Regions from separate parts of the Homo sapiens genome. Here region 2 is linked to region 1. A link is an interaction called in ENCODE POLR2A ChIA-PET data of the cell type or tissue named here. Cell type or tissue: MCF 10A. All regions are shown on one strand. Links, peaks and the distances in the headings refer to the core of each region. The heading gives the core; the rest is flanking DNA. Region 1 has its middle 49 kb from the start of LINC02040. Region 2 overlaps LINC02040 (long intergenic non-protein coding RNA 2040).

Region 1 (15,909 bases), core at 7,488-9,987:
TCTGTCTAAACGGAAAGTTTTTTTTGATCTATAGCCCAGACACAGGTAGGATCTGTATTTCCAACATCTAGTGCGGGCTGCCTCCCTGTTGACATTAATCTTCCACCTTTGCCGGGTCTAGACAATAGGGGTTGGAGAGCGTTAATCTAAAGATTCACCAGACACCAAGCCATAAATCTGCCTGGGGGTAGACAGACTTGTGGCATTTTCTATTTGCTCCTAAGAAGACTCTAGGCTCTGTTTGGTCCTCCATTGCCTCTGCCCTGAGAAATTGAATTACTCACAACATCAAAATTCAGTTCCTCCAGAGCATCTCACACTCATCAAAGCTGAGAAGAACAAGGCACCATCCATTTGCTTCAGGAATTAAGTTAGAAAATCCAAGGGGAGACATTGGAAAGATACAATATATTTAGTTGTTGTGAGACATTTTGTTTCCCAACAGAATAAAGCAAAGGAGATATTTCTCATTATATAGTCATGTTTCCTAGTGAGCATCACCAAGATTTTTCTGATTGCCATATCTACTTTTTCTTATCTGGGTTAGGGTGAAAGTTCCCAGTTAAGACCAAAACTATAAGGTGTTCACAAGAGAATACTACCAGTAAGCTGGATATTTGCTGTACATTTTCATGAAACCCAAATATTAAAAAGCAAATCTGAAAAGTGTGCCTAATGATAGATTAGGCAATTGTGTCTGCAAAACCAAAGGCGTCGTTATCTCTTGTCTCCATGTACAACTGACAAATGACTTCCCTTTAGGAGTTACTTTGAATTTTTGTTTTGACTTTTGCTTCCCCTGAGATTAACTGGACTGTCAATGTGTGTGGGTATATGCTTAAAGATTATTCTCTGTGTGCACACGCATGTGCCTGTGCCTCCCTCTGTGTGTACCTATTTTAGGGTACTCATCCTATGGACAAGCCGACTACTTGAGATATCTTCCAGTACAAGAACTCCATAATTATTACGCAACTCCATGTACCAATTAAAGAAATGTTTTCATGCACATCTCCAGATTGAGCTTTGGCTCCATTATATTCCTGGGATCATTCATATGCTGACATCACTTACAGTAGACACCCCAGTGTGTGCAGAAAGATAAGCTTCATTTCATGTGTCAAGAATGAGATAGACTGGATAAAGAAAATGTGGTACATATACACTATGGAATACTATGTAGCCATAAAAATGAATGAGATCACGTCCTTTGCAGAGACAGGGATGGAACTGGAAGCAGTTATCCTTAGCAAACTAGAGCAGGAACAGAAAACCAAACACTGAATGTTCTTATTTATAAGTGGGAGCTGAATAATGAGAACACATGGACACATAGGGGGAACAACACACACTGGGGCCTGTCAGTGTGGTGTGGGGGGATGGAGGGCATCAAGAAGAATAGCTAATGGATGCTGGGGTTAATACCTAAGTCATGGGTTCATTTGTGTAGCAAACCACCATGGCACCCATTTACCTATGTAACAAACATGCACATCCTGCACATGTACCCTGGAATTTAAAAGTTCAAGAAGAAAAATAAAAACAGATTGAGTTGGGAGCAGTTCCAAAATAGCCGAATAGGAACTGCTGCAGTCTACAGCTCCCAGCGTGAGCCATGCAGAAGATGAATGATTTCTGCATTTCCAACTGAGGTACCCGGTTCATCTTACTGGGGATTGTCGGACACTGGGTGCAGGACAGTGGGTGCAGCACATCAAGCATGAGCCGAAGCAGGGAGAGGCATTGCCTCCCCTGGGAAGCACAGGGGGTCAGGGAATTCCCTTTCCTAGACAAGGAAAGGGGTGACAGATGGCACCTGGAAAATCAGGTCACTCACACCCTAATAATGCGCTTTTCCAACGGTCTTAGCAAACGGCACACCAGGAGATTATATCCCGCACATGGCTCGAAGGGCCCTATGCCCACGGAGCCTCACTCATTGCTAGCACAGCAGTCTGAGATCAAACTGCAAGGCAGCAGCGAAGCTGGGGGAGGGGTGCCCGCCATTGCTGAGACTTGAGCAGGTAAAGCGGCCGGGAAGCTCGAACTGGGTGGAGCCCACCGCAGCTCAAGGAGGCCTGCCTGCCTTTGTAGACTCCACCTCTGGGGGCAGGGCATAGCCAAACAAAGGTCAGCAGAAACCTCTGCAGACTTAAATGTCCCTGTCCAACAGCTTTGAAGAGAGTAGTGCTTTGCCCAGCACGCAGCTGGAGATCTGAGAACGGACAGACTGCCTCCTCAAGTGGGTCCCTGATCCCCGAGTAGCCTAACTGTGAGGCATCCCCCAGTAGGGGCAGACTGACACCTCACACGGCAAGGTACTCCTCTGAGACAAAACTTCCAGAGGAATGATCAGGCAACAACATTTGCTGTTCACCAATATTCACTGTTCTGCAGCCTCCACTGCTGATACCCAGGAAAACAGGGTCTGGAGTGGACCTCCGGAAAACTCCAACAGACCTGCAACTGAGGGTCCTGACTGTTAGAAGGAAAACTAACAAACAGAAAGGACATCCACACCAAAACCCCATCTGTACATCACCATCATCAAAGACCAAAGGTAGATAAAACCACAAACATGGGGAAAAAACAGAGCAGAAAAACTGAAAATTCTAAAAATCAGAGCACCTCTCCTCCTCCAAAGGAACGCAGCTCCTCACCAGCAATGGAACAAAGCTGGACAGAGAATGACTTTGATGAGTTGAGAGAAGAAGGCTTCAGATGATCAAACTTCTCTGAGCTAAAGGAGGAAGTTTGAACCCATGGCAAAGAAGTTAAAAACCTTGAAAAAAGATTAGATGAATGGCTAACTAGAATAATCAATGCAGAGAAGTCCCTAAAGGACCTGATGGAGCTGAAAACGATGGCACGAGAACTACGTGACAAATGCACAAGCTTCAGTAGCCAATTTGATCAACTGGAAGAAAGGTTATCAGTGATGGAAGATCAAATGAATGAAATGAAGCGAGAAGAGAAGTTTAGAGAAAAAAGAATAAAAAGAAATGAACAAAGCCTCCAAGAAATATGGGACTATGTGAAAAGACCAAATCTACGTCTGATTGGTGTACCTGAAAGTGATGGGGAGAATGGAACCAAGTTGGAAAACACTCTGCAGGATATTATCCAGGAGAACTTCCCCAAACTAGCAAGGCAGGCCAACTTTCAAATTCAGGAAATACAGACAATGCCACAAAGATACTCCTCAAGAAGAACAACTCCAAAACACATAATTGTCAGATTCACGAAAGTTGAAATGAAGGAAAAAATGTTAAGGGCAGCCAAAGAGAAAGGCCGCGTTACCCACAAAGGGAAGCCCATCAGACTAACAGCTGATCTCTCGGCAGAAACTCTACAAGCCAGAAGAGAGTGGGGGCCAATATTCAACATTCTTAAAGAAAAGAATTTTCAACCCAGAATTTCATATCCAGCCAATCTAAGCTTCATAAGTGAAGGAGAAATAAGATCCTTTATAGACAAGCAAATGCTAATAGATTCTGTCACCACCAGGCCTGCCCTAAAAGAGCTCCTGAAGGAAGCACTAAACATGGAAAGGAACAACCAGTACCAGCCACTGCAAAAACATGCCAAATTGTAAAGACCAATGGGGCTAGGAAGCGACTGCATCAACTAATGAGCAAAATAACTAGCTAACATCATAATGACAGGATCAAATTCACACATAACAATATTAACCTTAAATGTAAATGGGCTAAATGCTCCAATTAAAAGACACAGACTGGCAAATTGGATAAAGACTCAAAACCCATCAGTGTGCTGTATTCAGGAAACCCATCTCACATGCAGAGACATGCATAGGCTCAAAATAAAGGGTTGGAGGAAAATCTACCAAGCAAATGGAAAATAAAAAAAGGCAGGGGTTGTAATCCTAGTCTCTGATAAAACAGACTTTAAACTAACAAAGATCAAAAGGACAAAGAAGGCCATTACATAATGGTAAAGGGAACAATTCAACAAGAAGAGCTATTCTAAATACATATGCACCCAATACAGGAGCACCCAGATTCATAAAGCAAGTCCTTAGAGACCTACAAAGAGACTTAGACTCCCACACAATAATAATGGGAGACTTTAATACCCCACTGTCAACATTAGACAGATCAAGGAGACAGAAAGTTAACAAGGATATCCAGGAATTGAACTCAGCTCTGCACCAAGTGGACCTAATAGACATCTACAGAACTCTCTACCCCAAATCAACAGAATATACATTCTTTTCAGAACCACACCACACTTATTGCAAAACTGACCACATAGTTGGAAGTAAAGCACTCCTCAGCAAATGTAAAAGAACAGAAATTATAACAAACTGTCTCTCAGATCACAGTGCAATCAAACTAGAACTCAGGATTAAGAAACTCACTCAAAACCACTCAACTACATGGAAACTGAACAACCTGCTTCTGAATGACTACTGGGTACATAATGAAATGAAGGCAGAAATACAGATGTTCTTTGAAAGCAATTAGAACAAAGACACAACAAACCAGAATCGCTGGGACACATTTAAAGCAGTGTGTAGAGGGAAATTTATAGCACTAAATGCCCATGAGAGAAAGCAGGAAAGATCTAAAATTGACACCCCAACATCAAAATTAAAAGAACTAGAGAAGCAAGGGGAATGACATTCAAAAGCTAGCAGAAGGCAAGAAATAACTAAGATCAGAGCAGAAATGAAGGAGATAGAGACACAAAAAACCCTTCAAAAAAAAAAAACCCTTCCATGTAGTTGAGCGGTTTTGAGTGAGTTTCTTAATCCTGAGTTCTAGTTTGATTGCACTGTGATCTGAGAGACAGTTTATTATAATTTCTGTTCTTTTACATTTGCTGAGGAGTGCTTTACTTCCAACTATGTGGTCAATTTTGGAATAACTGCAGTGTGGTGCTGAAAAAATCTATGAATCCAGGAACTGGTTTTTTGAAAAGATCAACAAAATTGATAGACTTCTAACAAGACTAATAAAGAAGAAAAGAGAGAAGAAACAAATAGATGCAATAAAAAATAATAAAGGGGATATCACCACCGATCCCACAGAAATACAAAGTACCATCAGAGAATACTATAGACAACTCTATGCAAATAAACTTGGAAATCTAGAAGAAATGGATAAATTCCTCAACACATATACCATCCCAAGACTAAACCAGGAAGAAGTTGAGTCTCTGAATAGACCAATAACAGGCTCTGAAATTGAGGCAATAATTAATAGCCTACCAACCAAAAAAAGTTCAGGACCAGATGGATTCACAGCCGAATTCTACCAGAGGTAAAAGGAGGAGCTGGTACCATTCCTTCTGAAACTATTCCAATCAATTGAAAAAGAGGGAATCCTCCCTAACTCATTTTATGAGGCCAGCATCATCCTGATACCAAAGCTGGGGAAAGACACAACAAAAAAAGAATTTTAGACCAATATCCCTGATGAACATCAATGCAAAAATCCTCCATAAAATACTGGCAAACTGAATCCAGCAGCACATCAAACAGCGTATCCACCATGATCAAGTGGGCTTCATCCCTGGGATGCAAGGCTGGTTCAACATATGGAAATCAATAAACGTAATTCAGCATATAAAGAGAACCAATGACAAAAACCACATGATTCCTCAACAGATGCGGAAAATGCCTTTGACAAAATTCAACAACACTTCATGCTAAATACTCTCAATAAATTAGGTATTGATGGGACGTATCTCAAAATAATAAGAGCTATATATGACAAACCCACAGCCAATATCATACTGAATGGGCAAAAACTGGAAGCATTCCCTTTGAAAACTGGCACAAGACAGGGATGCCCTCTCTCACCACTCCTATTCAACATAGTGTTGGAAGTTCTGGCCAGGGCAATCAGGCAGGAGAAGGAAATAAAGGGTATTCAATTAGGAAAAGAGGAAGTCAAATTGTCCCTGTTTGCAGATGACATGATTGTATATCTAGAAAACCCCATCGTCTCAGCCCAAAATCTCCTTAAGCTGATCAGCAACTTCAGCAAAGTCTCAGGATACAAAATCAATGTGCAAAAATCACAAGCATTCTTATACACCAATAACACATAAACGGAGAGCCAAATCATGAGTGAACTCCCATTCACAATTGCTTCAAAGCGAATAAAATACCTAGGAATCCAACTTACAAGGGATGTGAAGGACCTCTTCAAGGAGAACTACAAACCACTGCTCAACGAAATAAAAGAGGATACAAACAAATGGAAGAACATTCCATGCTCATGGATAGGAAGAATCAATATCATGAAAATGGCCATACTGCCCAAGGTAATTTAAAGATTCAATGCCATCCCCATCAAGCTACCAATGACTTTCTTCACAGAATTGGAGAAAACTACTTTAAAGTTCATATGGAACCAAAAAAGAGCCTGCATTGCCAAGTCAATCCTAAGCCAAAAGAACAAAGCTGGAGGCATCACGCTACCTGACTTCAAACTATACTACAAGGCTACAGTAACCAAAACAGCATGGTACGGGTACCAAAACAGAGATATAGATCAATGGAACAGAACAGAGCCCTCAGAAATAATGCCACATATCTACAACTATCTGATCTTTGACAAACCTGAGAAAAACAAGCAATGGGGAAAGGATTCCCTATTTAATAAATGGTGCTGGGAAAACTGGCTAGCCATATGTAGAAAGCTGAAACTGGATCCCTTCCTTACACCTTATACAAAAATTAATTCAAGATGGATTAAAGACTTAAATATTAGACCTAAAACCATAAAAACCCTAGAAGAAAACCTAGGCAATACCATTCAGGACATAGGCATGGGCAAGGACTTCATGAGTAAAACACCAAAAGCAATGGCAACAAAAGCCAAAACAGACAAATGGGATCTAATTAAACTAAAGAGCTTCTGCACAGCAAAAGAAACTACCATCAGAGTGAACAGGCAACCTACAGAATGGGAGAAAATTTTTGCCATCTACTCATCTGACAAAGGGCTAATATCCAGAATCTACAAAGAACTTAAAAAAATTTACAAGAAAAAAACAAACAACCCCATCAAAAAGTGGGTGAAGGATATGAACAGACACTTCTCAAAAGAAGACATTTATGCAGCCAACAGACACATGAAAAAATGCTCATTATCACTGGCCATCAGAGAAATGCAAATCAAAACCACAATGAGATACCATCTCACAGCAGTTAGAATGGCAATCATTAAAAAGTCAGGGAACAACAGATGCTGGAGAGGATGTGGAGAAATAGGAACACTTTTACACTGTCGGTGGGACTGTAAACTAGTTCAACCATTGTGGAAGTCAGTGTGGTGATTCCTCAGGGATCTAGAACTAGAAACACCATTTGACCCAGCCACCCCATTACTGGGTATATACCCAAAGGATTATAAATCATGCTGCTATAAAGACACATGCACACGTATGTTTATTGCGGCACTATTCACAATAGCAAAGACTTGGAACCAACCCAAATGTCCAACAATGATAGACTGGATTAAGAAAATGTGGCATATATACACCATGGAATACTATGCAGCCATAAAAAATGATGAGTTCGTGTCCTTTGTAGGGACATGGATGAAGCTGGAAACCGTCATTCTCAGCAAACTATCGCAAGGACAAAAAACCAAACACAGAATGTTCTCACTCACAGGTGGGAATTGAACAATGAGAACACATGGACACAGGAAGGGGAACATCATACTCCGGGGCCTGTTGTGGGGTGTGGGGAGAGGGGAGGGATAGCATTAGGAGATATACGTAATGTAAATGACGAGTTAATAGGTGCAGCACACCAACATGGCACATGTATATATATGTAACAAACCTGCACACGTTGTGCACATGTACCCTAAAACTTAAAGTATAATAATAATAAAAAAAAGAAAAAAAAACAGATTGAGTTGGTAGTGGATTCCTAGAGCTCTGTGTTTAGAAGGCTATCTTTTTCCTTAACAGGAAAGAGTGCCAAAATCATCAGGTCTTATTTCTACAGGAACAGGAACTTGAACAAGGACACAAGTTACCTTTCTCCAATCTGTTCCTTCATGTGTTTTCTATTGACAGGCTTCATCTTGAACACATACTTCACTCCATCACTTGCTAGACTCTCTTAACCAAATATTTTGCTCCCATTTTTTTCAGCTTACCTCTACATGAGGGGCTAGACCATGGAGTGTCCCTTCAACCTCAACTGACCTGTGATATGGCTCATGATACGGCTTATTCGTTATGTTCCAGTTTCCAGGCTAATTCTGTAAGTACTTTGTTTTAGAGTAAGACTAAGTGAGAATGTCATAATGAATTATGCTTTTGGAATAATATGTTTACATTTTAACTCAAGTTGTGGCCTTTAAGAGGCATGATGAATAAACTTTCTCACACACATCTGCACTCACTGACTTTGGTGGCTTATTGCATCATACGCAAATGGCCAGGCCCACTTTATGATCTCAGCTCAGGAATGGCATGCTTACTTTCTGTGCTCATGAAAACAATCATCAAAAAGTCTGGTTACCTCAAGATTAAGGTGCTACAAAAAAATGAGCTATCAACCTGTGCACAGAATGGGCCAGCATCTTGTGAGCATACAAAAGAGATCTGGGTTGCAATTTCTACCATAGTACAATTTGCCCATTTAAACTAGCTCAACGTTCCCCATTAATTACTCATGGACATTTCAGCTCTTTTGAAAATTAGTAACAAAGAAACACAGCTTAAGAAATAAACTACCTATACAAAAATAACCTAGGAGGAAAGAGAGAGTCACATGTGGCAAATAAACATTTGTAATCGGTACTATAAATCATGAAACAGATTAATTATCCAGAAACATACAAAATCATCCTCTAAATTGTTCTCCTAATGTACCAGCTCTCCACTGACTCATTACTAAATTATTTGCTAGTGAATGAATTTTCTTTTCTTCAAACGCTTTTTGAGCTGGGAGAAGTTGGCACAGACAAAATGCTTTCTGCCAGGGGTGAGGTTATATCCCCACAACCCTGAATCAACTGGTTATAAAAATCAAAGAATTCTGCTGAACCACAAGGAAGTTTTCTCTTGTGGTTATCGGCCATTTATTTTGCCACATCTTCATTACCATTCTGAAATAAAATTCACAGATAATATAACCTACTGACATGTAATTTAAATAAACAAACATTTTCCTTCCTAATATATAGGAAGGAAAAAAGAAAGTCACTTATTATAATATGCATTTAATATTTGCATGTTTGGGCTCTAAACTGGAAATCGTAATAAAGCAGTCAGATGATTTCATCTGTAACAGAAAAACAAAAGCTACAGATATTCTCCAATCCTTGGAGCAACCAAAATTGCATCCATGTATTTGCTATACAACTCCTAGAGAGAGGTGATTTCACTGAGACCCACAATTTCCACAACACTAAATGGTTGGTTTGATAGCCTCTTTTTGATATATATTTTTTTCAGGCTGAATTCATTATTGGTCTGACTAGTGGTGTCATAGCCATTGATGAGACCTTGAGACCACACACCCTAAGTTTTTACATCTCTGCTTTTATTTTTACTTTTTAGAACTAGCATCTTGCTCTGTCACCCAGGCTGGAGTTCAGCAGCGTGATATGGCTCACTGCAGCTTCAAACTCCTGGCTTCAAGCAATTCTCCCATCTCAGCCTCCCAAGTAGCCAGGACTACAGGCATGTGCCACCATACTTACCTAATTTTTTAAATTTTTATGGAAATAGAGTCTCACTTTGTTGCCCAGGCTGGTCTCAAACTCCTGGCCTCAAGCGATCCTCCGACCTCAGCCTCCCGAAGCACTGTGATTACAGACATAAGCCACTGTGCCTAGCCTCACCTCTGTTTCTAAGTATAATTCTCTGAAAGTCCAATTCTAATGAAATAAACATAGAAACCTGCCAGTCCCATGGCCTGCCACATGACTGTACCTTTAGAGAAAAATGGCAAAAATTTAAGGAAAAAAACTGCCCACTCCACACACATACTGAGATTTGTCTTTTAGGCAGAAGTTATAAGGTTTTCTCTACTCCCCTTGAGATGGGGTGCTGAAACTCCAAAAGACATTTACCTTGTGATATCTGAATCAGGAGAGCAGCTTGCTCGTGTCCACACATGATCAGTATCATTCTTGAGCTTCCACGCTGGATTCCGTTTCTCACCGGGGAGAAAAGTAAACTTCTCCTTATCTGGCCTGTGAAATGGGAACCCGAGGTGGGGGAATGCCCTCACCTGTTGTGAAAGGGGATGAGTAAGTTCTCTTTTTTACTGCTTAATGCTTCTAAGAGAAAGAGGCATACATTTATTCCCTCTGGGTTGTCCTTCTTAAGTTACCCTGGAACAAAAGTCAGTTTGAATTTCTCTTCTGGTGAATCACAGAGATAAAACGAAAACAGTGAAAGCAGTTCAAAACGTCAACAGTATGCTTCCCCCTTAGCTGTAGACCTGTGATGAGATATCATAATTGCTATCGGTATCATTGATGTTTTGCATTCCTATACCATTGTAGAATTGTCATTGTACATTCTATACACACGATCCTACTTGATCCTTTACAGCAAGGGAAATAAAAAAGTCAGTGTTATTAACATCATTTTAAAGATGATGACACTGAGGCTGAGAGAAAGGAAATTTGTCTAAATTCCCATGGTTAACAAGTGGCAGTTCAAAGAGAAGGATTCATGTATTGGGCTAAGAATACCTTGCTCTTGTTATTCCACCGCTGATTTACCAGAAGATACCCCTTTGCCCCTTGGATAATTTGCCCCCTGAAGACAATAGATCATTTCCGTGATTGGCCCTCAAGTAGGCAATGGCTAAAAATAATATCGTAAACCAAGTTCTATACTTTCGATATTGGGAGAACAGGACAAGGACACACATGGGTAATGTCAAGACCCAAGTTCACACAAAGCATATTTCAAGAGAATTAGTCACTGTCTCAAAGTGTTGCCTGCGTTAGAAAAATTACTGTCTCTAGTTCAAGACCCAAGTTCACACAAAGCATATTTCAAGAGAATTAGTCACTGTCTCAAAGTGTTGCCTGCGTTAGAAAAATTATTGTCTCTAGTTTTTAGACTCCACCATCTTCAATGTAGGAGTTTTACTCCAGGATAACTCTCCTCATGGTCACAAGATGGCTGCCCAAACAGCTCCAGGATTCCTACGGGGATGAAACAAGTTGTGGCAAGAAAGAGACAATCTATTCCTGAGTTTAAGAGTGAAGTAGAATTTTCTTCTGGAAAAATTGTAAGAAGTCCCCCAGCCAGTCACACTATTTTCATCGGCCACAGCTAGGCCTTATGCCCACCCTTAAAATAATTTACTAGCAAGAGGAATTACTCAGTTGGCTGAAACACATCAAACTAACCCTTTGGCTGGAGAGAGGGTCCTCTTCACTGAATGGAGATAGGAAGATATCTGGGGGGGGAAATGGCATTTTATTGAAAAGAAAAGGGCAGGCATGGTGGCTTACACCCATAATCCCAGCACTTTGGGAGGCTGAGGCAGGCAGATCATGAGGTCAGGAGTTCGAGACCAGCCTGGCCAATATGGTGACACCCTGTCTCTACCAAAAATGCAAACATTAGCCGGGTGTGGTGGTGGGTGCTTGTAGTCCCAGCTACTCAGGAGGCTGAGGCAGAAGAATCACTTGAACGCAGGAGGTGGAGGTTGCAGTCAGCCAAGCTCACGCCACTGCACTCCAGCCTGGGCAACAGAGCCAGACTCTGTCTCAAAAAAAAAAGAAAAAGGAAAATGACACACACACACACAGACACACACACACACACACACACACACACACACACACACACACACACAACCTCTCTTTCTCTCTGTGCGAAGGGAGAATGCAATGTTGTCTACCACATAAGTTTCTACAACCTACCAAGAAATTTCCATTTTCTAAATTTCCTTCTTTTGAGGATCCTTCGAGCACTTCTTTCACACTTCGTACCTTCCAGTTAGTGCTGTTTTTTTTTTGCTTCTTTCCTAAGCTGCATTCTCTCCTAGTTTTGTTGTTGGTACAGAACTGTCTGTCCGATTGCCTCTTCTCTGAGGCTGCCAAGCCATGGGATTGGGCAAGTTTCTAAGCTTGGCCCTTTAGAATTGGATTTTTAGAAAATCATACTTAAAAACAGAGATGAGAAATCTTAAAGTGTGTGGTCTCAAGGTTTCATCAATGGCTGTGACACTACTAGCCAGTCCAATAATGAATCAAGCCAAGAGACAATATCAATATACAGTGTATTTAAAATGTTCACTCAGTTGGTGAATCATTATTGATAACACATTTTAAAGCCATTTTTTACTGAGTGTTTACCAGGTGCCAGGTGTTGTGCTAAGTGCTCTGCATGCATGACTTACATCACTGTCACATTTCCCTCAGAGGAAGGTAATATTTTCCTCATTCTTCCTTGACATATGAAGAAACTGAGCCTCAGAGAAGTGAAGAGACTTACCTTCTCAAGGTCTCACAGCTAAAAGTGGCGGAACAGGTCCTTGAACCCATGCTTCCCTGCCTCCACAATCCACACTCTTAATCACTATTTTATGTTTTCTTCCAGATGTTCAGAAGCCTAGTGAATGAGTCAATGCAATGATTAATCAGCTTCCATGTTCAGAATTACTGATAGCTCTGGCCTTCCTAATAGCTCAGTGAGTGTGAACGTTATGATATTCTACCCTCACAGAGTTCCTGAGTACTGAGAGTGGGCTGGCCTACAACTTTTAATAAAACAAGAGTCTTCAGATTCCTAGCCAGTGCGCTCACCTGTAGATCATGAAATGCCTTACTCAGGACATGAACCACTCTTCCATCAAGTTCCGGGGTTCTTACCATCATCATCTCAGAACCTCTTCATACCTCCCTGGTAAATATTAGGTAACGATGTTAACCTTGATAGGAAGAAGCAAACCTGGTGGGTCACGGTGGCTCATGCCTGTAATCCCAGCACTTTGGGAGGCTGAGGCAGGCATATTGCTTGAGTCCAGGAGTTCAAGACCAGCCTGGGCAACATGGTGAAACCCTGTCTCAACAACAACAACAAAAAAATTGCCTGGCATGGTGGTACATGCCTGCAGGCCCAGCTACTTGGGAGACTGAGGTGGGAGGATCCCTTGAACCCAGGAGGCAGAGGTTGCAGTGAGCCAAGATCGCACCACTATACTCCAGCCTGGGTGACAGAGTGAGATCCTGTCTCAAAACAAAGAAAGAAGCAAACTTGATAAGGGAGAAGTGTGGTGGTTTTTTCATGCCAACAATATAAGTTAGAGGTAATGAATAGGTACCATAGCCATAAAAGGTATCCAAATGCCCCCTCCAAACCCTGGTTATAGAAGCCTTTCTTATAATTCCTGCTTGCTTGGAGAAGAGATCAGTAAAGTATCTGGTTATGCTCTGTCCACAGGACAAGATTGCTGATGCCACATCTTTTCCCCAATCATTCAAAAGAGCATCTTTGTCAGCCTGTCAGCCCTACTGAATCAAAGTGATGCTGGGGAAAGGACAGAGCAAAGTCAGGAGAGAAAAACCATATATAACAACTGCTCTGAACACGACCTGTAGTCCAATAACAAATGTCCTAATTTCAGAGTGCTAAGGAAACAGTGTCCTCACTGGTGGGTGAAGTTCCGCTTCTCTGCAGGAGGAGGACCCAGCCCCCCTCTCCAACCCTGTTCCATTCTTCCACTCCTCCTTCCCTCTGTTGGCTCTAGCTATGTTGACTTCCTTCAATTCCTGGAATATTCCTGGCTCTCTCCCGGTTCTCACCAGGGCAATGCACATGGCATTTCCTCTGTCTGAGATGTCCTTCCCTACTCTCTTCTAGGCATTTTCTACTCTTTCCTTTTTCCTTTTCTATCCTGAATTCCTAGAAAAGTACCCAGGGTATAGAAGATGCTCTGCAGAAAGGAGGATACTTTTCCTTTCTAAATATCTACTAGATACTTTCCAAAGGGTTAATCAGCTTTAACATGGGGTGATGCCACTGTGCTGGTCTAAAATGTGTGATTTGCAGATGGAGGTTGGTGGGATCAACCACAAAGTCTGTCATCAAATGAAACACAAATGTGTTCACCTCTGGTCACTGGTTCAGGTTCTGGGCAGTCTGTCCCTTTGGCTGGAGGTAGAAGAACACTTTGGTAACTGTTGTGAGTGTGGTGGTGCAAGCTGAATAAGTTGATGTCCCCTTGGACTTCTATTTGAGATTTCTCCTCTGGTATTTTTATGGTACAGGTTTTGGGCAGTTGAATGAGAGTATGTAGGGACTGATCTTAGAAAACCAATGTAAGTCCAGGCATAGTGGCTCACACTTGTAATTCCAGCAGTTTGGGAGGCTGAGGCGAGTGGATCACTCAAGGTCAGGAGCTCGAGACCAGCCTGGCCAACATGATGAAACCCTGTCTCTACTAAAAATACAAAAATTATCTGGGCATGGTGACAGGCGCCTGTAGTCCCAGCTGCTTAGGAGGCTGAGGCAGGAGAATTGCTTGAACCCGGGAGGTGGAGGTTGCAGTGAGCCAAGATCGCACCACTGCACTCCAGCCTCGGTGACAGAGCAACACTCCATCTCAAAAAAAAAAAAAAAGAAAAAAAAGAAAGAAAACCAACATAAATCAGACTGTTACCTTCTATCCCTTTTCCCTGTCTAATAGGAGGAGAATGCCCCCTCTTATAACCCATTTGCTATACCTCTGCCAGCAATCTTTCACACATGCAGCAGCTGAATTGTCACTTCTTCAAAGACATCTCCTTGACCATAAATCTGAAGGAACCATCCAGCATTATATTCTTCTGAATGCTGATCTCCAAGTGATCTTTCCCTTCCATTGTTTATTACCTGTTTCTCCCAAATAGAACATAAATTTTTTGAGAACTGGAACCTGACCTGTTATACCAGTTAAGATGAGCTTCCTCTGCTGGTCATGGAAAATCTAAACTAACAGTGACTTAAGATTAAAACTTCTTTCTTTCTTTCATCCAGAGGTAAGCAGTCCAGGGCTGGTAAGGTGGCTCCAAGATCTCTAAAGGGCTCAGGCTCTCTCTCTCTTTTTTATTCTCTTTCCTACAAGGCTTTTATCTCCAGGCCCAGTCATGGCATCTCTTTTCCAACCAGGAGGAAGGAAGACTAGGTAAAAAGAGGCAAGGCCCTCTGTCCTTTAAATATTATTCTGCTTACATCTTATTAGCTTAACCTAGTCACATGGTCATGCCTTCTGCAAGGGAGGCTGGGAAATGTGGCTTATATTTCTGCACAGGCCCAGACAAAAAGCAGGGGTTTTATTATTGCAGAAGTAGGGGAAAACTGATACCAGAAAGCAGTTAATCTCAGAAACTTATGTTGTATTTGCTGCTCTATACCCACTACCTGATCAATCTTTGACATAAAGGTCCCCAAAATATCTGTTAAATGAAAATGAGTGAATGAATGCCATTCTTTGGCTTATATTCTCTAACCACTCCTAATGTTTGTAGAATTAAGATCCAAATCTTTAATGCAAACTACAAAGCCCTGCGTGATGTGAATCTTGCCCCCCTCTCCAGCCCTGTTCCATTCTTCCACTCCTCCTTCCCTCTCTTGGCTCTAGCTATGTTGACTTCCTTCAATTCCTGGAATATTCCTGGCTCTCTCCCAGTTCTCACCAGGGCAACGCACATGGCATTTCCTCTGTCTGAGATGTCCTTCCCTACTCTCTTCTAGGCATTTTCTACTCTTTCCTTTTTCCTTTTCTATCCTGAATTCCTAGAAAAGTACCCAGGGTATAGAAGATGCTCAATAATTACCTCTTGACTGACTTAACCTCAACACGTACTTCCTCAGGGAGGGTTTCCTAACTCTGTAGACCGAGTTGAGTTCCATATCGTATAACCCCATAGCATCCTGGACTTTTCCTTTGTGAGACTC
Region 2 (15,909 bases), core at 6,395-8,894, 60 kb after region 1:
TAACCCTGCTGCCCCAATCTTTATCTCTTTTGTTTTAATTCCTTCCTTACACAAAAGGCTCACCTCTCCTATTCTTTGATGCATCCTTTTCTTATCATTCCACCAGCTCTAAAACTGAACTCTGCATCTCCTTAACCACACACCAGTATTTCCTCCTGACATCTATATTTTTCAAAAGTTTGCTCCTTTACACTCTTTTCTTCTTCCCCAAAGCTCAAATGAATGGAATGAGAAATGCTACATTGGCCATCTGGATTCAGAGCATTGGTGTTATCATTAACTTCTCCACTTTCCACACTGACAATTCCACACACAGCCACAGTGCCCTCAACCTGTTCCTCCTCTCTCCACCAAGGCTCTCGCATCCCTTCTTCCTTATTGTTTCCTTATGTTGGAACAATTGTACTTGTCTAACAGGTTTCTTCTCCAATTCATTTCGTACATACAAAGCCAGATTATACCTCCTAATACACCACTTTTCTCATTTTACATGAAATTTTTGCCTAGAAACCTACAAAATGTTCATTCATGTTTAGAAAATCACCTTTGATTATGACATTCACTCTGACAGTGCACCTAGCATGCCAGTTTTTATCTCTTTTGTGTTCAGGGCCTTACGAAAACTTGACTCATAAGGTTCAGAATTTCTAAGTCTTAGAGCAAAGTAAAACACCATAGCCAATTTGATAAAATAAATCCATCAGGGCTGTTGTTGCAGGTCAGGTCAAGAAGTAGACTGTGAGATGGAGATTATTAGCATGAGAAAAGATTATTAGGGAGTTCTTCAAGATTGACAGTGGTGGGGAAAGGGAAGGCCAGAGGAAGAAGTTGGGAGACGATGCAATCACAGCAAAGGCCTCAGCCTTAGAACGTCATTCTTGTAGGTAAGAGCCTAAAACAGGAAACAATTCAAATCTCCATCAACAAAATAAACTGTAGTATACTGAGACAAGGAATACTATGCAGTAATAAAAAAAAAAGGGCTACCATTAAGCTCAACAACAAGGGTGACTTTCACAGACACAATATTAAGCAAAAGCATCAGACACAAAAGAATGTGTGATTCCATGTACCTGAAGTTCAAGAGCTAACAAAACTAATCTATGGTGATAGAAGTTATAACAGTGGTTTCCTCTTAGGGAAAAGGGGTTACTGACTGGGAAGGGTCATGAGGGAACCTTCTAGGGATAGGGTCTGAATATATTCTATATCTTGATCTTGGTTGTGGTTATATAGGTGTATATACATATGTAAGAATTTCTCAAATTCTACACTAATATTTGTATACTATAATATATACACATTATAGCTTTTTATCAAGGGAAACATAAGTGTTGGCCCAAACAAAACAACAATTACCTCAAACAGAAATGTATTCATCTTCCTTGGAAGATCAGCTAAAACCACAGCCAGTTTGGGGGATTCGGGGTTTTTTTTGTTTGTTTGTTTTTGTTTTGTTTTGTTTTGTTTTGTTTTTTGTTTTTTTGAGAGACAGGGTCTTGCTCTGTCACCCAGACTGGAGTACAGTGGTACAATCATGTCTCACTGTAGCCTGAACCTCCCAGGCTTAAGCAATCCTCCCTCTTCAGCCTCCTGACTAGCTGGGACCACAGGTTCACATCACCACATCCAGCTAACTTTTAAATATTTTGTAGACACAGAGTCTTCCTATGTTGCCCAAGCTGGTCTCAAGCTCCTGGCCTCAAGCGATCCTCCCACCTAGCCCTCGCAAAGTGCTGGGATTGCAGGTATGAGCCACCATGCCAGGCCAAAATTTTTAAATGTGCTGTGTTTCTTCCCAAATTTTGAAAATAAGTGTTCATAACTACATAGCTGTATGTGTACCTCTACCCATAAAATACAGAACGCATGCCAATAGGAAGAGAAGACACCAGCATGTTGACGCTAGTAATCTCTGGCCACTTTAATTGTAGGCAATTTTAATTTTTTTCTATTTGATTTTCTAAAATTAACATTATTATTATTTGTGTAAGAAAAAGAGTGATTTTTTTAAAAATGCATTATCATTCATTGAGGAATAAACTAAAAGAAAAATGCAGTGCTGAAAGTGACATTGTAAACACCGTAATCCCTGAGAGTGTGTGTTAAACATCAGAGTGAAAAAGGGTAACTTTCTCAGGACCAACATGAGAGTGGACAAGGGGTATAGAAGACCCATGGGGGAAAGGTACCATGCTAAAAACAAGCTGCAAATGACCCTGGCTGCAGTGACAATACATTTAAATGGGAATGTCCAGTTGGAAGGAACACAGCATAACTGCTGACAATCAGTTAGGAATTTCTGGCAAGACGCAGGCAAAGACAGAGGGGCTGTCCCAGTAACATGGCTGTGATTTCTTACAAGGCCAAAAAAGAGCCCAGTTCTCTGACAAAGACTAGCTCTTCCTGTAGTGGTAGCCGCCGATGCTGCCTGAAGGACAGGCTAGAAAGACACAAAGCAAGAAAGCCTCTCAGTTCCTTACAGTTACCAGAGTAACCGGGACATCAGCCATGTTGCCTGGGAATACCCAGAGTAAGCCACAGTGGCAGGTAAATAAAAAAGGGTGTGAATTTGTCAGATTCCAAAGTCTTCCAGCCACTCTGTTTCAGTGACTACTGAAATCATTTCACAATGATCAGACTACTCCCAGAGTCCCTCGTGGAGAAACATCACATTCTCTGCCAGTCCAACTCAGGAACATGAATCCCCAGGGGCAGCTGAAGGAACACAGACATTTCAACGAAGAGTTTTTATAATAAGAGGGAAAAGATTCTTTCTCTCCAAAGGAGTCTGAAAGCTCACAAAAAGAAAAAAATTTAATTTCTTTATCACGTAGTATAAGTAAAATGATAATTGAAACAATAATTTAAGGATTTATTTTTGAGGAAGGAACAGAGACATGCTAGTGGCTGTGAAAGATGCCATTTGCCATTGTGGAAGCAAAAATAGCTTTGTGATCAGAAACACTAGTACTGGCTGCATGACCGTGGACAATTTACCTCTGTATACATCAGCTTCCTCATGCATAAGGTGGGGAGAATAATACCCATCTCACAGACTATTGTGAGGAGTAAATGCAGATAACATATATTATGTGCACTTGGTGCAATGCCTGGCAAGTACCAGGCACTCAATAATATATATCACGTGATCCATGCTGTTGTCACAGTTATGGACAATTCTCACTACAGCCTCTTTCTAAATTTCATTCCAGTCTCACCCCAGCTACAAAGTCTTCTTTTCATGCCTCGTATTGCATGCTCTTGTTTCAAAGATAGTGTCTAGCTCTATAAAAAGTGTACATAACAAGATCTAACCCAAGCCAACAGGCACAATAAGGCCACCGTTAAGTGAAGGTGGTAGAGTACACTGCAAACCCAGACAGAATGAAGCCCAGGTAAGTGAGAATTGTGTAAAGTCAGCTTGTCTGATTTTTCCCACTGTGGAGACATCAGAATCTTGACTCATAAAGTCTGGTATGGTTCACTTGTCCAAGGACCTACATATGAGAATACCCTGATATGTTATTTAATCATAAAACCTGAGAGGCTCGTGGAAAACAATGGAATCTTAATTCTATAAGGAAATCTACATTGTATAAAATTTGTAATAAATGACGCGTAGTCTCTAGCCATTCCTCACTGAGGAATTGGTGATCATCTCTTAACAATGACTTTGAGCAAAACAGTTTCACACTGTCTGGTCACAGAGAGACTTTACTTTCTGCTTAAGCATTTGCTATTAATAGAAGTATAATGCCACCATTGACGGGGTGGACTGTGATGTCAGACTGCCTGCAGTGCTAAACCCAGTGCCAATATTTGATAGGTGAGCAACTTAGGTACATTATTAACAATTTTTTTTTTTTTTTTGAGATGGAGCCTCACTCTGTCACCAGGCTGGAGTGCAGTGGTGCAACCTTGGCTCACTGCAACCTCCAACTCCCTGGTTCAAGCAATTCTCCTGCCTCAGCCTCCTGAGTAGCTGGGATTACAGGAAAGCACCACCATGCCCAGCTAATTTTTGTATTTTCAGTAGAGATGGGGTTTCACCATGTTGCCCAGGATGATCTCTATCTCCTGAGTTCGTGATCCGCCCGCCTCGACCTCCCAAAGTGCTGGGATTACAGGCGTGAGCCACCGCGCCAGGCCCATTGTTAGTATCTATTTTTGCTTCAATCTTATCAAAAGTAAATGGGATTGATAATAGTACCTGTGTCAGAATATGGTTGTAATCATTTATCATAAATAAATTTATTGATGATAAGGTAAACCACTTAGTGCCTGGCACACAGCAGGCAAATGTTTAGCTAGTTTTACTAATTTTTAATCATTATAAATTATTAATTTTTTACTTATATTCACTTTAGAAATTTCAGAAAACAGTGGAGGGGAGAAAGTTTCAAAACTTCTGCTATGGAATATCTCGAAATGGCCACTTTAAACATTTTGAAAAAGTTCTCTTCTAAAATATACAATTGTACAATTAATACCAAAGTGTATATGATATTTTATAACCTAATTTTTTCCCATCTAACCACCAATTATGGGGTAAGGGGGGATGTCATATTTTTTACTTAATCATACTTCATGGGAAAAATCTTTGTCATTATATATTCTTCGAAACATTATTGTGCCTTATGCAGAATACTACATTGCGTAGGAGTATTTCTTTAACTATTCCTCTATTACTGGCTATTTAGGTTTCCAAATTTTACTATTTAAAAAAAAAATGGTTGAACATCCCCTCATGTTTGTGCAAGTCTGTGATCTTTTCTTTAAGATAAATTCCTGGGAGTGGAATTTGTGATACCCAAAAGGAATAAACATTACTGAAGCTTCTGATCTATTTAATGGGTTTCTGTTGGGATACATTGCTTCCCCTAAAATGCTCTTTCAAATTCTGGTTGGAAATATGTGATGCTATGGTTCTTTCTCTCTCTAAGCAATAGGATCTCTCATCAGTTCCCCCATAAGATGTACATTCTCGGTCGGGCGCGGTGGCTCCTGCATATAATCCCAGCTCTTTGGGAGGCCGAGGCAGGTAGATCACGAGGTCAGGAGATTGAGACCATCCTGGCCAACATGATGAAACCTTGTCTCTACTAAAAATACAAAAATTACCTGGGCATGATGGTGCATGCCTGTAGTCCCAGCTACTTGGGAGGCTGAGGCAGGAGAATCGCTTGAATCCAGGAGGCAGAGGTTGTAGTGAGCAAAGATCACACCATTGCACTCCAGCCTGCTGGCAGAGTGAGATTCCACATAAAAAAAATTTTTTTAAAAGATGTACATTGTCTTCTGTGTAGCAATAGAAAGGCTTTTAAAACTCTCCCTGATTAAAAAAAAAGAATTCTTTCCTGTTGTCTTTGAGCTGGAATTGAATTATGCAAATATATGAAATCCACAATACTTATTGCGCCACCTCTGGCAATAGCATCCCTAGGGGTTATCTTTTGTTCACTTGGAGATCAATATTTTGTGTATTTCATTTTGGATGCTCAGGTAGAGTAAACAGCTTCATTTCTCCTCTTGCCCATTTCTCTACTTTTTTTTTTTCACATTCTGGACTAGTGTGTTACTTTCTTTATAGGCAAAAAATAAAAATAAACACATGAAATCTCTAAACTCCAACCCATTTAAAGACTGGTGCATGTGTCAATTTCTTATGGTGTCCCCTTGCGGTTAAAAGCAATCTCAATGCCTTACCCCAACATTCAAACATAAGATCTAGCCCCTGCCTAACTCTTCAACTGTGTCTATGCTTCTCTCTCTCCTTTGCGTACCAAATTACAGTTATGCTAAACATTATGCAGTTCATTGAACATTCCAAGTGCCTTCTGACACTAGGCTATTCCTGAGCTGTTCCCGCTACCAGAAAGGCTTCTGTGCTCCTCCTTGTCATTCAGATCACATTCGAATGCTACCTCCTCACCATCCTTGCTTGCCCACACAAACTTAAGCTGCCTCTCACTCATCCTTTCTAACATCACTCAATATAAGTCTTTGCAGTGCACTTGCCATGCTCTGATCTTATATATTACCGAAATCCTTGGACTGTTTTCTTCCCAGCTGTATTCCTAGGAACTAGTGCCCGGCACGTCGTAAGTGCTCCATAAATACTTACTGAAAACTTTTGTTGAATGAATTATGAAAAATTTACTTATTATATCCTGCTGAAAATCTCCAACAGAACTCAAGTTCTGTAAGAAGGAAGGGAAGTGTTGTAATGAGAATAAGGTGGACCTCTGTAAGAAGAATGAATGTCTGTTATACATATAGCCTTACTTAGGAAACCAATGGTGAACAGAACTATGGATACTGGATAACAGGAGAGAAGTGTAGGGACTTTAAAGTGGCAAAGAAACTCCTTTTGGTTGTGAAAAAATGCGTGGATGGAGACAGAGACAGGAGTTGGAGAGAAAGAGAGAAAGGAAAGCAAGAAAGATAAAAGGGAGGAAGGGAGAGAAGGAGATAGAGAAAGAGAGAATTCAAAGCGAGTCTTTGAAATGCTATATGGCTGAGATCTTGCAGAGGCACAAGCCACATGTCAAGGGCTTACAGAAAATTGGAATGACGTATTATAGGGCCAGGCAACCAAGGAGAGTTTCAAGGGGGAATATGAACTAAGCTTGTAGAACTGGTGATTTTTTTTCCTAGTAGAGAGAAAAAGAAAAGAAAGCATAGTCACACCTCAGCAAAGGTAAGTAGAAAGAAAGTGCATGGCTCGCTCAGAGAAATGGCAAGTCATTTTGTGGGGCTGGTACATGAGGTACAGAAGGAGACATGGAGGGAATCCTGACTGCTAGTACTTATATATTTGGCACATTCATTCCCCTAGAGCAGTTCCATGGCCTGGCCAGTTCTGACCTAAAGCAAGAAGAGAGGGCAGTCACGTAACACATGTTCTCATTGGTCTCCCCTTTCATTTATCTTTCTCTTCTTCTCAACATCTGTAATGAGATACAATTCACATACCATCCAATTCATCCACTTAAATATATGATTCATTTTAGTATATTTGTAGAGTTTTGCAAACATCAACACTAATTCCAGAGCATTATCATTGCTCCCCCGAAAAAACCTGTACCCATTGTCAGTCATCCCTCATCCCCACCCCCAAACCCCTGACAAACTCTAATCAACCTTTTGTTTCTATGAATTTGCATATTCTGGACATTTCATATAAAAGGAGTCCTGTATTATGTGGTCTTTTCTGATTGGCTTATTTTAGTTAGTATAACGTTTTTAAGGTTCATCCAAGTTGTGATATATATCAGAACTTCATTCCTTTTTATGACTGAATAATATTCCATTGTGTAGATATACCACATTTTATTTATCCATTTATCAGCTGATAAACATTTAGTTTACTTCTACTTTTTAGCTGCTTTGAATAATGCTGCTATTAGCATTCATGTGCAAGTGTTTCTGTGGACACATATTTTTAATTGTCCTGGATATATACATAGGAGTAGAATTGGTAGGTCATATGGTTAACTCTGTGTTTACCGTTTTGATGAATTGCCTGTTTTCCAAAGTGACTGCACTATTTTACATTCTCACTAGCAATTCCTCCACACCCTTGCCAACACTTACTACACCTGTCATTTTGATTACAGTCTTCCTAGTGGATGTGAAGTGATATCTCACTGTGGTATCTCATTATAGTTTCGATGTGCATTCTCTAATGACTAATGATGTTGAGCCTCTTGTATTTCACTTACTGGCTATTCTATTCTGCCCAATCTATTCTTTACCAGGTAGCAAAATTATAGTCTTTAAACTATACCTGATCTCAACATTCCCTTGCCCAGAACTTTACATAACCTACCCATCATACTCAGACTAAAGCCCAAAGCCCTCTCACATATACTAGGCCCTGCATAATGTTACAACTTGCAGTTATTTTACTAATTGGCATGTTTCATTTTGGGGTATGTGTCAGTCTTCCCATTCAGAAGGTCAGAAATAATATCTGCCTGTCCTCCGTGAATTTCCATGCCTGGAACAATGTCTCCCATATGGTAAAACAAATGCCTACCAAATGCAAGAATAATTAGGAAATTTAAAAAATATTTTCTCCCAAATATAGCTAGATAATATACAATAATTTGCTAATGAAAAGTGATATATACATGTGTCCTTCATTTATTTCAATGGAATAATAATGGTGTACTAACTCCTCTCATAAAAAATATCTACTAGCAGATCTAGAAGTAGAGAATGTAATGAAAGTAGACCTACTTATTGTAGTTCATTCAATTCAATCACAGTCTCCAAAACGTACTGTCTGCTGCTGTGGTATTTCAAAACACCTGACTCATATCCACATGCTGTACATTTGCCACTCAGCAATATTTTTTTAAAAAAAGAATAAGTAAATCAGGTAATAGCTCTATTACCATTCTGTAGATTAATAATGCAGGTTTTATTGCATAGTTTGGTATTGATGTGTTTATTCTGATTCTATTAACAATGAGCGTGTACCAGCCAATGTGAGCCTGTGTTTTATTGTATTCCATGGACATTGTGTTTCTCCCTTAAGTGATCCTTTTGTTCAATAAAACATAAAAGTCATTTTCAACTATGCTATAAGGTTTAAGTTTCTTTGGGGTTATGAGGTTGTCATTGCCATACTGTGAGAAATTAGTTCAAAGTGATTGGAAGTTAATAAAGAAATTATTCATGCCATGTGTTACTTACAACGAAAAATCATCAGTTTGATGGCTTGTGATCTTTTACATGGAAAACAACTTTCTTCCTTTGCGTTTCTAAATGTATGACTTTGGACATTAAAAACAAAACAAGGAGTAGTTTCCACCCAATCCTCGCTGACCTATTCCTTCCCAGAGCACACTTTTCTACATATTTGTCCCCAAGAACTCACCTTATTCTTGAATGATTTAAACTCAAGTTTTGTCTCCCCCATAAAAATTCTAATCAGTCCACTCTATCTTATCTTCAATTCTCCACTTTTTTCCAACCTCTCTGTCACCGCTGTGCTCTTTCTTTCCTGGATAACTGCAGCCACCACAGTCCTGCACCCCTACCTCCACTTGAGCTCTCCTCCATGCCGTGCTCTACCAGCAAGTCAGATCATGCCACTCCCCACCTTCGGTAATGAAGGGACCAATGAATGAATGACTACCCAGAGAGAGAGAAGCAGTAATTCTAATAATTGTCTTCTCATATGTATAAAGCATTTGTTCATATTTTCAATACAGTGTTTTGATGAAGTAGGTGGGAATTATTATTATTATTGTTATTTCCATTTTACACATGAAGAAATTGAATCTCGGGCATTGGGATGATTTGCTCAGGGTTACATGGATAGCTGGAAGACAAACAGAGCCAAGATTCTAATTTGGAATTTCGAATTCCCTGTCCTGTGCACTCTTCCCATGGCAATGTGTTTTCTCTGCTGCCCCCCTCACACACACACACACACGCACTCACACACACGCACTCACACACATAAAGGCACGTGCATGTGCATACACCAAGGAAAAAGATCGAGGGTGCCTAATCTGTTGCAAAACAAACCTAAAAGCTATTTATGTTTTTCTGTATTCATACAGAGGAGCAATTGCTTGAAAATCTGTGATAGCAAAACTGTACAAGTGGGAGATTATTTCATTTCCAACATATAACCAATCATGCTGTCCCCAGAACCGCCCAAGAAGAAACTCCCAATCTCGGAACAGGCACACGGCTCGAATTATCAGAAAAGCCGTTGAGATAAGACATGCATGATCTCCTTCCTAAAGAGGTACCTCAAATTAATGTTCAGCTGAGTGTATCTAGAAAATGAGAAAGGTTAAAATGCTCCCTGACACTTTTCTTCCTTTCAAGTAAGTTATTCTATGAGGCAGAGCTCTTCATAAGGCCTATTTTTCTTGTAGTCCACAGAAGGAACTTAAAACACAATAAAAGAGTGCTCTGTTGGGTGGGTCAAAGAGGTTAAAGCTGAGAAAAGAGACTGGAGAAAAATTTTTAAATAAAAAATTAAGAATTATAGGGTATCCTTATACCAAATAATACATGTTAGAACAGAAAACTGGCAAGGTACATGGTGCCTTGAGACTATTTCACTGTGACTTCTTATTTCTCATAAACCATCTTAATCTCCTTTCTCACCCAGGACAAGAATGACAGCCACGTCATCTGGAGAAGGCAGCCAGGGAAGTAGTCAAGAGAAAACACTTCTGTGGGTGACTTGAAGAAGCTGGTTACCATATGGTACATTTTCTATAACCCTGGTCAAAATAAGCTCAGAAACTAATGGGAACTAAAGGGTAATCAAATAAAATTATCCCAGACCAAGAAGCTAATTGCAAAAAATAAAAGGGATGAATCAGGGCTTGAGTCAGAAATAGGGAGTCAAAAGCTCTTCCCAGAGACCACCCTCCTTGCTCTCACTGGTAGATAGTTCCTCTTCCCCCTTCCCTTGACAATTTCTGCTTTGTTAGTGCCAAGCCTCTCCCAATTCAGTTCCTCGTGTGTCCTTTGAGTTCTAAGGAATGAGGAGAAGAGGCAAAAAACAGCTCTCAGATGCCAAGTAAGTGAAAGCCAGGAGCACCAATCTGCCAGAACCTGTCTATACTCCACTCCTGACAGAAGTCACTGTCTCCTGTATCCCCCACTTTCATCAGATAGAAGGACATCTCTGCCAGTTCTTTAAACATTTCATATTTTTTATTCGTTTAGACCTTAAAAAATGTTTATTTCCTCTTTCTGGAAGGTTTTGTTTTTCTTCTCATTGCCAACTAATCATTCAGGTCTTCACTTAAGCTGCAATTCTCCACCTACCTTGACCCTGCCCCCTCCCACCAGAGCAGATCAGCTCACTTAGCCATACTCTCATGGTACGTATCACAGAAACAAAAATCACTAACAAAGTTATCATAATTATTTACTATTTGTCTACCTTGTTAGACTGGACACTCCTAGAGGGCAGGAACGTGATCTCATTTTCCTCACTCCTGGAATCCCAATGCTTAACTCACTGCCTGGCACATAAGTGCTTGGTAAAAGGTTGTTCTTCCTTTTGCTACTGGTCACCTTTCAAAATCTCTGCATTACATCATGTCTCAAATTGCAGCTCAGAGAAGACTGACTTGGAAATGAAACACAGACAAACAGAGGGAGGCTGCCAGACACTAGTGACTAAGATACAGCAGGGCTGTTCACCCTCCATAATAACCTACTGCACCAACATGTACTACCATCCCTCCTATTCCATAGGCAAAAATCTCGGAATCTTTCATTCTTGATGCCTGCCCTTGTCTTTCCCTCACCTTACACCTAACTATCACCTAGGGCTGTCTATTGTTATTTTCCATCAATTGATTGCCAACCACTGTCCTAGCTCCCTGTCACCATACTAGACAAAGCCACCATTCTCTCCTAGAGACAGCCTAGCCTACTCCTGTCTCACTGCTTCCTTCTTGCTATATTCTCCTCCATTCTCCACTTAACAGCCAGAGTGTCCCTTGTGAAACATCTACCATGTCACCGCACTGCCTTCTGTTGATGTTCCTTCAATGACTTCCCATGGCTCTTAGGATAATGAGCAAAAGCCCTAATCAGTCTGTGAGGCCCTCGCAGAGATGCCCACTGTGCATGTAGCTCATCTGCCTCAAATGCAGCCAGTTCCCCATGTGCTCAGCTGCTCTGGCCCTCTGACTGTCCTGTGGGCCATACCAAGCTGTTGGTGTCATATGGCCTTGTGCTCACTGCCTCCGTAGTCTACAGTGTCCTCTCACACCCTTCTCTCTCCCATTAACCCCTGCTTCTTCTTAAGATCCTAGCTCAGTTATTCTGCTGGGAAGAATCTTTTTATCACATTCCTTCTCCCAGTCTAGAGCCAGTTTCATTCCTTTACAGGGCTTAAATATGTTTCTAATTGTTTCTTATTATGCACCCACTCAGTAGAATTGCTAAGAGTAATGCTTATCTTTTGGACCAGACTCTAAATTCCTGGACAACAGAGACTTGATAATGCTTGCAGTTTCATCTTCAACATGTAACACAGTGCCTAGCATAGAGAAGGCACTAAGTAAACTTTTGTTAAGGGATAGATGGATGGATGGATGGATTGATGGATGAATGAATGAGTGAATAGTCTGGGCTGCCATTTGTCTATCCTCTAAACCAGGAATTACAAAATCCCCATAGGGGCCAAGCAGGCAGAAGAATGCATGAATTATGCTAGGGGTTAGTAAAAAGGAGTTGTAGAGCATGCAATGAAATTTTCACATTTCTTTTAAACCCTAGGTTGTTGGCCAAGCTTTGCTGGCTTTTTTGCAGCTTTCTGTTCCCGCAAGTTACTCCCCCAAATCCTACCTATTTTAAAAGCAACTCTCACAGGAAGAAAGGCTTGGTAGCCAACAGATGACCACCACATTCTCTCCCCCAAGACGTCTGATTTCAGAAGGCAAGTTCTGTTCACAGGAAGGAGAGTATCCATACAAGTCCAAGTTCAGTGAGAGGGGCTGTCCCATAACCTGGAAGCCAAGGACTAGAATGCCCTCATTCACTTATTCTGATTCATAAAGTTTAAATTACTAAAAGAGGTTAACAACTTCAACATGTGGCATAATCCAGCCATTCATTTGTTCAAGAAAGAGAAAAAAGTTTAACTTTGTAACAATAATACGAACACAAAAACATTTCCTGGGAGAAAAAAAAAAAAAAAATGTGGCTTTGAAATTCTGCCTTTTATCTTCCTGGGAAAAGCAAGAGCTTACAAACTGGAAAAAAAAAAAGTTTCTTTTTGGTAAACTCACAGGCCTTTGGCCACTGCTTCCCTTCCACCTCAATTTTTTTTTTCTGATCTATGCATTGACCATGCAGAAATGTTCAAATGAAAGCACCTGGTCATTTTTACTTATCTTTCTTATTTTTTCTAGAAAGAGGCCTTGATATATTCTAGGTTCGCAAGTGATTTTGCTAGATTTTTGCCATTATGAACCTGTTTCTCTTTAACTGCAAACCACCTGATTCTGATTTTCCCTAGCCATAAATATGAATTTTTACTACATTTTATCTGAGATTCACAACTGATGGGCTATGAACCAAGAAAAATACAATGGGAGGAAAGAAAAGATAAAATTATTGGGCAACAACTACACAGAAGATGAAACAACCCTCAGACAGGATATAAAGGAGGGTGAACAGGGTAGTCCCAATGAAACAGAATGAAGAAAACCATTTTCTTCATAAAACTATAGCAACAGCAGTATTTACCTTTAGTGTTGTTGCTACCCAGAAGAAGAAAAGGTATCTTGGCATTTTATCAACCATATTTTTATGTCCTGCCATCAAGAATTTCTTTTCACTGCCTGCATATATTTCTTAGTCATAAAAGAGGGCAACCATTTTCAATGATACTAAATCCATCTACTCCCATATATCTGGCCCAACACAACTCAGACATTTTTTTAACCAGCCTTATGAAAAGATGTTATGAAAAGCTAATGACCACCCAAACCTGAGTATAACCATCCAAACATTTTAGTGAAAGGACAGGATTGAGAAGAATCACTTGACTAAAGAAATGCCTACAATGGGCTGGGCCGCTGGCTCATGCCGGTAATCCTAGCACTTTGGGACGATGAGGCAGGTGGATCACCTGAGGTCAGGAATTCAAGACCAGCCTGACCAACATGGCAAAACCCCATCTCTACTAAAAATACAAAAATTAGCCAGGCGTGGTGGTACACGCCTGCAATCCCAGCTACGTGGGAGACTGAGGCAGGAGAATCACTTGAACCCAGGAGGTGGAGGTTGCAGTGAGCCGAGATTGCACCACTGCACTCTAGCCTGTGTGACAGGAGGGAGACTTCATCACAAAAAAAAAAGAAAGAAAGAAAAGAAAAGCCTACAATGTTAAAGGTTATGCTAACATTTACAGCCAAAGGCAGAAGGGCAATATATATACTATGATACAAAATATTTAAATAGGAAAAGTTCAACTCACCATATATACACTCTGTACATGATGCCAACCAGGTTACTTGAAAGTCACACATTAAAACAGCTGTCTTCACATTTGCTAGTTGCTATCTAATTTCTATAGGGTATTGGTCCTGTAAAATTTTTCTAATATATGTTATTGTTTTATTTTTTTATCTTTTAATAGAAATTCAAGAATGAATATTTACTGCCTATATCTGACAGAAGAATCCCATTTCTCATGAGAAAATCAATGGATAATACTCAGCGTTTCTTCAAAACCAAAACTTCCTTTATCAAAACCTGTAGAACACAGGTTTCAGCAAACTTCGTAAAATATTCAGATCAAATTTGGGTTTGTTATTGATTTTCAGGGGGATTAATCTCTTTTATATTAAAAGCTCATTTGGTCACAAGTAATGGAAATTCATTGTGTCTTGCTTTGGAGTGGGGAATGTGCAAGAACACACTATGGAACTCAGAACGGAGGAAACTGTTCAGTACGGATGAGACCCAAGCACTAGAAAGCCAGAATGAATCAAGACTGCCAGTCCCGGATCTCCCCAATTCTGCCGTTGGTGGTCTCTCCTCTCTTCACCTCATCACAGCTCACTTCACTCGTTTCTTTGTAGAAAGGCTTTCTCTGTCACTCTACGCATGCGTGACAGAAACAGGCCCCACCCCTGTCTCTCAAGACCGCAGATCCCCAAGTCAAATGATTAGACAGACTCCCTTTCCTGACTCTAAATTTCTAGAGGGAATCCAACGGACTCAGCCTGGATCAGCTGTCCACCTGAGGCCAATCAGCTTTGTGCAGAGAGGCAAGTTTTCATAGTAGAGCAATCTGGAACTACTCAGGCAAATTACATCTATATATATATATATATATATATATATATATATATATATATATATATATATATATATATATATATATATATATTTCCTATGACCTAGGACTTCTACTCCAGGGGAAATTTCACAAAGATTCATGAAAAGGCAGGGGTACGGTCTTTGTACACGTTTGTGGGGGCAAGAAATTGGACGTCCATTACTGGGAGAGGAGATTAGGTAAGCAGTAGAGGTACATCACAGAGCATTATGCAGCAGGGGAAGCAAAGGGCTACACACGGCCCCACTGGAGTTCTTTGTTAAGCGCAGGGCTTTGTCACACACTATAGAAACTTCAAATGGGCAGACTAGAAGGTCTAGGGAGAAGGGCTGCAGCAGGATATTGGATGCTCAGTTGCCTTTTATTACAGCATTCTATGGAGAGGTGTTCTTAGGCCAGAGGGTAGCTAGATGTCTCATGGGCTATGCTCCAGGAGAGAAACCTATCCCTTTTTTATAGGACTAGTGAGAGCCCTTGCAAGCAGGGACAAAATAGCCTATGCTTGGGTGCTGGCTATTCAGAGGAGCTGCATGCTCATGCTTATAGCATCTAGAGAATTCGAGGGACCTGAGGCTGGATACAGCCCATCCAACTGGGAGAGGGGAGGAGCTCCCAATCACAGCCAGCTCATTTCCACTTATTTGGAAGAGAACACTGTATCATGCAGTTGATGTCCTATTGGGCATTGCAAATCTTAGTGGGGGAAATGGTAAAAAATAGAAAAAAATCTATAAAATAACAAATAATATCATCTGCATAAATGGGGGTGAAGCACGTGAAAATCAAATGGATGAACGATGACCAAAAAGAACAAAAGAGGATCTTTTCACTGGACAAGGATGTAATGTGACAGAAAGTATAATTAACCTGAAACCATTCTGCCACAGATCCACAACAACAAATTTTTTAAAATGAATAAAAGATGAGTACGGACACAGTCTCAACAGGGCTGGGAATACAGTCTCAAGGCTGTCTATGAAAACCTGTCATTAATCATTTGTACAAACATTAAATACTGATTCTGAATCAGGAATGAAGGGTGTTCCACAGTAAAGCTG

What was found. ChIA-PET counts read pairs that join two places held together with the same protein. Peaks named below come from ENCODE experiments on the same cell type or tissue, not always from the same donor. Only the 100,000 strongest peaks of a DNase experiment are listed, where the experiment ranks them.
Region 2: POLR2A ChIA-PET joins it to region 1 with 8 read pairs; 3 of 35 experiments call an interaction of 5 or more read pairs at or near these places.

What each region holds. Positions count from the first base shown.
Region 1 is chr3:65,118,335-65,134,243 of GRCh38, forward strand. No RefSeq gene overlaps it. Among named protein-coding and RNA genes, the nearest start is that of LINC02040, 49 kb to the right of the region's middle. RefSeq lists an enhancer at 3,915-4,084. In MCF 10A, for the core only: no CTCF peak of the experiment used is centred there; a DNase peak (open chromatin) is centred at 8,427.
Region 2 is chr3:65,179,125-65,195,033 of GRCh38, forward strand. LINC02040 (long intergenic non-protein coding RNA 2040) reads left to right here. Exons shown (of 4, transcript NR_183716.1): 2 at 10,145-10,242; 3 at 12,280-12,439; 4 at 14,147-14,379. Among named protein-coding and RNA genes, the nearest start is that of LINC02040, 12 kb to the left of the region's middle. In MCF 10A, for the core only: no CTCF peak of the experiment used is centred there; no DNase peak of the experiment used is centred there.